Linked DNA regions of Homo sapiens: region 2 is linked to region 1. A link is an interaction called in ENCODE POLR2A ChIA-PET data of the cell type or tissue named here. Cell type or tissue: PC-9. All regions are shown on one strand.

Region 1 (4,000 bases):
GGCTTCTACTCACTAGATGCCATAATACTTCCTACCATCCCCTGGGGGTGGGGCAAAAGAATCCCCCGCTTAGGGCCACTAGACTAGAGGAAGAACCATTCTCCTCCTTCTACTTGAGTTCTTAGGCCCACACCCATCACCACTTCATTTAATCTTCATCAATTTCTTCAATTTCTTCTCTCCATGTGCAGTTGGTAATTCTCTTTGACAAACAAGTATCTTAATTCTCCCCATTAAAAAAATAAAAATATACCTACCAACCTCATATAAGCCCTGTAACTCCTGTTCTCGTCTATTTCTTTCACTATCAACTTTCAGAAAAACTAACCGTCACTAGTATGTCTAAAACTGTGTTGTTAAAAATAATGTATGCCAGTGATATACTTTTTCTTTATTTAAAAAATATGCAAAACCCCCTGAAGCACACATACTATTCTCTTTATTTTACAATGATATGTCTTTATGGCAATGGAGTGGAGGGCATATCTAATGCCACAAGCTTCATGAAAAAACACCTGTTCCTGGGACATATCCCATTCAATTTACAGATTGATGCATGAGCAACATCTACCAACCATTCTATTGATGTAAGCTATCTTTACATCTTATAATTTGAACATATTTGAGATATCTGGTTCTTATTAAAATAAAAACAATTTAGATTTTCTATCTTTTTTCCTCTTATAACAATGAAAACACAAGTGAAATAAATTTTAATATCTTATAGACATTAATTTATCTGTGAATAAACTTCTTGCTGTTGACTTGGGTCCACGTGCAAACTGTATCTCATTAAGTCCTATTAGTATCAAAGTATTGTGGTACAAATGTGTTCTGTGGTCATACTGACTTTAACCCCCAATGTGTTTTATGAATATATCCAACAGAACTTTAAAAAGCTTTTCTCAGGCCCGGTGCGGTGGCTCACGCCTGTAATCCCAGTACTTTGGGAGGCCGAGGTGGGTGGATCACCTGAGGTCAGGAGTTCGAGACCAGCCTGACCAACATGGGGAAACCCCATCTCTAGTAAAAATACAAAAACCAGCTGGGCATGGTAGCAGGTGCCTGTAATCCCATTTACTCAGGAGGCTGAGGCAGGAGAATTGCTTGAACCCAGGAGACGGAGGTTGCAGTGAGCCGAGATCATGCCATTGCACTCCAGCCTGGGCAACAGAGCGAGACTCTATCTCAAAAAAAAAAAAGCTTTTCTCATGATTATAAAAGAAATTCACAAGATTGAAGAGAAATATCAGACTTTAATTTTAAAAGTATGAATTGGCAAGCTCACCTTGTTTTTTTGAGACAGGGTCTTGCTGTCACCCAGGCTGAAGTATAGTGGTATGATCTTGGCTCAAGCTATCCTCCCACCTCAACCTCCCCAGTACCACAGGCGTGCACCACCATGCCCAGCTAATTTTTCTATTTGTTGTAGAGATGAGGTTTCGCCATGTTGTTCGGGCTGGTCTTGAACTCCTGGGCTCATGCAATCTGCCCACCTCAGCCTACCAAAGTGTTGGAATTACAGGCGTGAGCCACCATGATGGGCCCTAGATCACTTTCTTGAGACTAATTTTAGAGAACCAATTGCAGTTTTCTCAACCTTTTAAAACAACCTTTGACCCCCTAGGATGATTTTTTGTTCAATCTTCTCTTTACTCCAATTAACTTTTGAACTTTATTTCTAGTAGTCTGTGTTTTAAATTAAAAAAGGATAAGCAGAATATGCAACTTCTAACCATATATACCTGGTACCCTGCCCCTTATACCTTCCTCACGGCAACCCCTTTAAGTATTTATTTTTAACACGAGTTATCTCATTTCCACTAAATCTTTTCTTCTAAGAGCAATATCCTCAGTTTATTTAACCTGGGAATTCCAGTTGTCCAAGTTCCTTATTAACCTAATCCTGTGTTTGTTAATATCTATATACTGTGCTTTGGGGCTGATGTTTGGCAACAAAGAATGTACTCAATAAACATTAGCTGAATATGATCCTTGATTTTATCATATACTTATCTTACCTTCTCAACCAGGCAGAATTCTGAGTAAAACATAGATCTTTCTATTCTTACTACACATCTTCCTACATGCTAGGATTCCCTCCCCCACAGTAGCCAAAGTAATTGGCCAGAGAGGAGGCTTGGTAGATTTGGCAAAGGTGCTCATTCTTTCTAAAAAGCACTTGAAGGGGGAAATTTTGGGCAAAGATCTTCTAAGGGTAGATACCTCTTGGCAGTGTGCAGAATGAGTTTCAGTGACCAGGGGCTAGAGGACCACTGACCACATCAGAAATTTATCAGAAAGTTAATGCAAATGATAGAATTTCACAAATCTTTAGAGTTCACAAAAAAGTTATCCAGGCTCATGAGCTAATGCAGACTAACTGGTGCCTCCTGTTTCTGCTCTGTCATTATCTATCAGTAATAAATGGTTTAATCCTAAAAATATATTATGTGGTTTTCATTCTTGGCTCTAGATTACATGTGGAGAAGACAAAATATAGCCTTTCATTTTGTTTGACAGGACACTCTACATAATAAATACATGAATGGCTACTAGTAAAATTATACTCAAAGAATGCAGTTTTGGCTCTCAAACAATCACATTCCAATTTCACTTTTTAAAAATTCTGCTTAAGCCAATTTGTGATGGACTTCCAGAACTATGGATCAATTATTTCATACCTGAGCACCTGATATTCTTTTACCTTTGTAGCTGAACACACACACACACACAAACACACATACATATACATCCTTTTTCATGCTAATTAACATATCACAGAAGTTAGGAGATTAACCAATAAAACAAAACAACAAAAATCTGTTAGGTAACTGATTTATATCTTGTGGTATAGGACATTTTCCTCTCTTGGCCTTCCTCTAGGCTGTTTTGTGACCAAATCTGTGCTGTTACTTCTTCTGGCAAGTTATTCTACATTATAAGTTTATTTCATCAGATGGTCCATTCTCCTTTGCTTTCATCCTCTGATTTTACTTTTCTTGCTAGCTACAGGTAGAGTTACATGGAATATTGGGGTCTGAACAGTTGGAAACAGAGATTCTAGGTAAATAATGTGGTACTTCTCATTTCTTTTTTTTTTTTTTGAGACTGAGTCTTGCTCAGTCACCCAGGCTGGAGTGCAGTGGCACCATCTCAGCTCATGGCAACCTCCGCCTCCCCGGTTCAAGCAATTATCTTGCCTCAACCTCCCAAGTAGCTGGGATTACAGGTACCTGCCACCACACCTGGCTAATTTTTTTCTTTTTGTGTGTGTATATATATACATATATATATATATATATATATATATATATATATATATATATATACACACATATATATATATACATACATATATATACATACATACATACATATATATATATATATATATATATATATATTTATTTATTTATTTTTTAAGTAGAGACAGGGTTTCACCATGTTGGCCAGGCTGGTCTTGAACTCCTGACCTCAGGTGATCCGCCTGCCTTGGCCTCCCAAAGTGTTAGGATTACAGGCATGAGTCACTGTGCCCGGCTGGTACTTCCATTTCTTTATATCAGTGCTAGAGAGATTTCTTGGCTACTTCAGTAATTCAAAGAAGTTAGATAACAATATCCCTGAGAAATTTTTTTTCAAATGGCACTTAAGGCAAGTGAGATAATAGCTGTAAAAAGACTGCACCATCTGAAAGAAAGGCATTTTTAATATTTTCATCATTGCATGTGTTATTCCTGATGGGTACAGAACAATGACTTCCCTCATATTCACACAGTGGGTACAAAAGCACAGCTTATATGTGGGCACCTCAAAGACATTCGCCCTACACATTTTCGTACAGCACTGTATGTATTACTTTGATGTAACAGACTAAAAAACATGTTTAACACAGCTGTCTTCAGCTGCAAGCCTACATTATATGAATTTATTTATTTTTTATTGCTGCATAAATTACCATTTCATAGGGTTGGGCTGTTCAATTGTCATCACAAAT
Region 2 (4,000 bases), 150 kb before region 1:
CACTATACACACTGAAAAGTAATGCTGGATACACAGCTGTACTTCAACAGTCTACAGTGTTTTGCTAAAATTACTCAATCCCTAGGAGCCAGAATGTTTTATTTGGCCAGGGCTGGGAACTACTCTTCAAGAACCATGTTCCCAGCCCATTAAGAGACTCCCACCAGCATCACTGAGAAAGAACACAATTCCCATATCCAAAGAACAGGACCCTGAGACTGAACTCTGTGAAGGCCGTAAGGCCATGCCAGCAACACAGATCATAGGGAAGGGAAGGGGAGGAAAAGGCAGTGAGCAGCCTAGCCAAGGAGGAAGAGGCTCTCAATTCTGAATCCACCTATACTCACAGAGGTTGTGTAGTGAAGGAAGGTCAATCTTTTATTGCTTCTGCACATTTTTTCAAAATAATTACTACAGATAAGCTATGACTAGAAAAGAAGGGTTTATAGTCAATTAGGCCACATGATCAAATAATCATATGGCCTGTAAGTGTATCTCTCATTTACTCTAATTATTCAGAATGCCTGTTCTCACTTTATCCTTGTCTCCTTTCCTTTTCCATCAAAATCTCACCCCTACCCTCTAAACCTCAGCTCAGGTTTTCCCTCCTCTGTGAAGATCTTCTGAAGGCAGAAACAAGAAACAAGACTGTCTTAGGGGATAATGTAGCAAGCAGTTACAACTTTCACTAGGAAAGGAAAATGGGGCAGGGCCTGTATGAAAATGAGGAATTCATTGAAGGAGAGTCCAGGAGGAGCAAGACAGGCTTGACATGCCCACTGCAGGGCATCTGGTTGCTTTGAGGGGGCTGCTTGGAGGAGCTCAGGCAAGTTCGGCCCTCAGCCTCCTGGCTTCTTCAAGTCCTGCAGTCCTGGGGTCCAGGTCCCAGGACACAAGACCACTCAAAGCTGTGGGCGTGTGGTGCTTCATCGGGCTTTCTATTGGCGCCAGTCCAGTTTTATTTGTTTTTTTTTCTAGTTATCATCTCTTCCTTTTTGCTTTTTTGCTGTCTAACATACGGCAAAAAACTGGGCATGATCTATCTTCTCCATCTCTCAAGCTCCTTAAGATCTCTTCTTCTCTCCAAAAGATTTAACAAAACAAATGCTTCTGGATATAAGTCCTTGTGATTTGATTCTCTCTATCAGAAGTTTTCTTGTCATTCTGAACTGGAAAGGAGAGTGGGTGATCCTTTTTCTCCTTTCATTTTGCCATTTTTAGTGGCAACAGCTATAGCCTGATGTACATTCCAATAATGCTCCTATTTTCCTAGTTGAGACAACAGATCTAGAGTTTGCTTACAAAATTTTTAAAGTTTTCTGTTCCCACAGAAAACTTTAAAGCTAGAACTTTTGGACTAGGATGGTAAAACACTGAGCTGGAGTCATTTCATGGGTCCTGATAATTTGACAGAAGGCAAAGTACTAAGAACAAAAAGATCATTTGAAAAACACAACTAAAGAAAAATGCCTCAACTTTTTATGGGATGCTTAAATGCTACAAAATTTCTGTCACTAGCTGCAAGTCAGCAAACTTAATGGTTATTTTCTAAAAATTTGACTGCTCCAGTTTAGTAATGTTGTATTCACTTATTTTTAAATATGCACACAGGAAGTGAGGTGCAGTGGTACATGCATCTGTAGTCCCAGCAACTTGGGAGGCTGAGGCAGGAGGATCACTTGAGCTGAGGAGTTCGAAGATACAATGAGCTATGATGATGCCACTGCACTCCAGGCCTGGGTGACAGAGCAAGACCCTGTCTCTTAAACACACACACACACACACACACACACACACACACACACACACACACACACACATGCACACACACACAAAGGCTCCTCAGGAATCATTAGTCCACATCAGGGGTTTAGGTGACATGACCTCAACTTCAGGCAATGTTAAAGCTCCCAATCCTTCTTCCTTTCTAGTTTGTTTTAAATGTTTGAACATTTATATATTTTGGGGCAGTTTTGAAGCTATGAGCAATTTCAATTCAATCTTTTCTACCCAACTTTTACAGTTAAATGAACAGAGCCATGGATGTTGGTGGTGGCATTTTGGGCCTGAATACTTGTACATTTGGAAGCATTGCTATATAAATTCTTCATTCTTGGAATAGAAACCAATTCTAATGATAACAGCTCTTACATAATCCTTACTTTGTACAAGGCACTGTTCTAAATGCTCTTTGTAAATAACTCATTTAATTCCCATATCAATCTTATGAGACAGGTACTGTTGTTATAATCTGTTTTACAGAGGTAGAAATGGAGGCACCTGCTCAACATTAATAAGAAAGAGAGCCAGGATTTAGACCTACACAATATTGATTCAAAGTCTGCTCTTAACTACTATGCAATATTGCCTCTCAAATTTGGAAGGCAAAACAAGCAGCTTGCTGGTGGCACTGGTCTTTAAGCAAGTTATTAGAATCCATTGGGCTTTATGGGTAGAGCCCAATTTCATATAATAATGTATGTTATATTTAACTAACATTCATCTACATGTGGCCGGCAGCCTCCCTCCTCCAAAAAAACCTAAACCTAATTGAGTTCAAATATCTGTCAGTAACTCTCTACCACTCCTTCCACCCCATCCTATCTTTTAGCTAGGAAGAAAATATATCCTGGTTTGCCTTGGCTAGTCCTGATTTATACTTGTTTTCCCTATATCCCATCTGGTTTATTAATATTATCTGTCTTATTGCAGAGATTCTTTAATATATTAATATGGATTACTACTGTCCAAGTAAGGAAATGGAGATGAGGCCATCCTCGAACTTATTTGATCCCCAAACCCCTCACTGCGGAACACCTGTTAACAGCTCCCAGAACAGCGACAGAAGAAAGCCTAAATTTTAGCTTTAATTTTTGTGATCCTGAGCAAACCACTTTATGCCACAGTTTTCTTAATTGTGGATTGATGAAGTCATACTGCTGTGATTTATGATTCTCTACTGGTTTGGGCCAACTTCTGTTAAGAATGCTATATACCCTGGATGTGTCAAAATTTCCAGAGTGAGGTGGAATGCTGAAGTACAGAGGAATAGGGTAACATTAAAAAAAAATAGGTTAATGTGGCCCACATGTGGGTATGTGAGTTACATAATTTCCCCGAACAGAAATTTCATAAGAAAAAAGCCTATGAGGCTACATCTAGACCTACTATCCACTCACCCTTGTTATAGAGTGTAACCCCAAGGAAGAGAAGTGTTACAATGGAAAAAACACAGTACTTCTGTTAAGAGTACCCTTTGGCATTCACAGAGACTTCAACTACCTATTATACTATTAATACATAATGTATCCCGTTAATGTAAATTATTCAAGGTAGGTATAATGCTCACCTACCCTGCTTCAGAATGCTTAATTTTCTCACCCAGCTTCTCAATGGAAAAAGCCTTTTCTTACAGAGTTTTTGGGTATAGCTTAGGACAAGGTCCTTCATTGCTTCATCCTTAAAGTTTCCTATTGACAAACTGGGCTTAAGGAATTAGCCTATCAACTGACTACCAACTATACGAAAAGTATTCACATAATGATTTGTGTTTGGATTGATCTTCGAGAACCACAACCCTAAAGTCTTACGTGATGGGGGTGAGATAACGCTGAGATGTAAGTCTAATGGAGTAAATAAACAAGACAGAGTAAAATAAGATTTGGTTTATCAATACTATACTACAAATTTGATAGCATCATAATTTTTAAAAACCTTTTTTTACCCTTTTCCTTCATATAAAAATAGTACATATTCATTGTGGAGATTTTTAGAAAATGCAGAAAAGTAAAAAAAAACCAAAAAAATTTGGTTCCACTATAAAAAGACAGTCCTACTGTAAAAGATATCCAGCATTCTAATTTTGGTATTTACTTTTGTTCTGTCTCTGTGTGTATATGAATAAGACTATGTATATATCCACATAGCTTTACATGTCTGGAATTATGTATCATATACAAATGTTTTATCCTTTAATATTATATTATGAGTATTTCCCCAT

Evidence for each region. Peaks named below come from ENCODE experiments on the same cell type or tissue, not always from the same donor. Only the 100,000 strongest peaks of a DNase experiment are listed, where the experiment ranks them.
Region 2: POLR2A ChIA-PET joins it to region 1 with 8 read pairs; 2 of 35 experiments call an interaction of 5 or more read pairs at or near these places.

Annotation. Positions count from the first base shown.
Region 1 is chr3:99,982,797-99,986,796 of GRCh38, reverse strand. The region is part of intron 1 of CMSS1 (cms1 ribosomal small subunit homolog); the gene reads right to left. The region is part of intron 1 of FILIP1L (filamin A interacting protein 1 like); the gene reads left to right. The region is part of intron 1 of LOC105374010 (a long non-coding RNA gene); the gene reads right to left. Among named protein-coding and RNA genes, the nearest start is that of MIR3921, 20 kb to the right of the region's middle. In PC-9, no CTCF peak of the experiment used is centred here; a DNase peak (open chromatin) is centred at 1,936.
Region 2 is chr3:100,133,259-100,137,258 of GRCh38, reverse strand. The region is part of intron 1 of CMSS1 (cms1 ribosomal small subunit homolog); the gene reads right to left. Among named protein-coding and RNA genes, the nearest start is that of FILIP1L, 21 kb to the right of the region's middle. In PC-9, no CTCF peak of the experiment used is centred here; no DNase peak of the experiment used is centred here.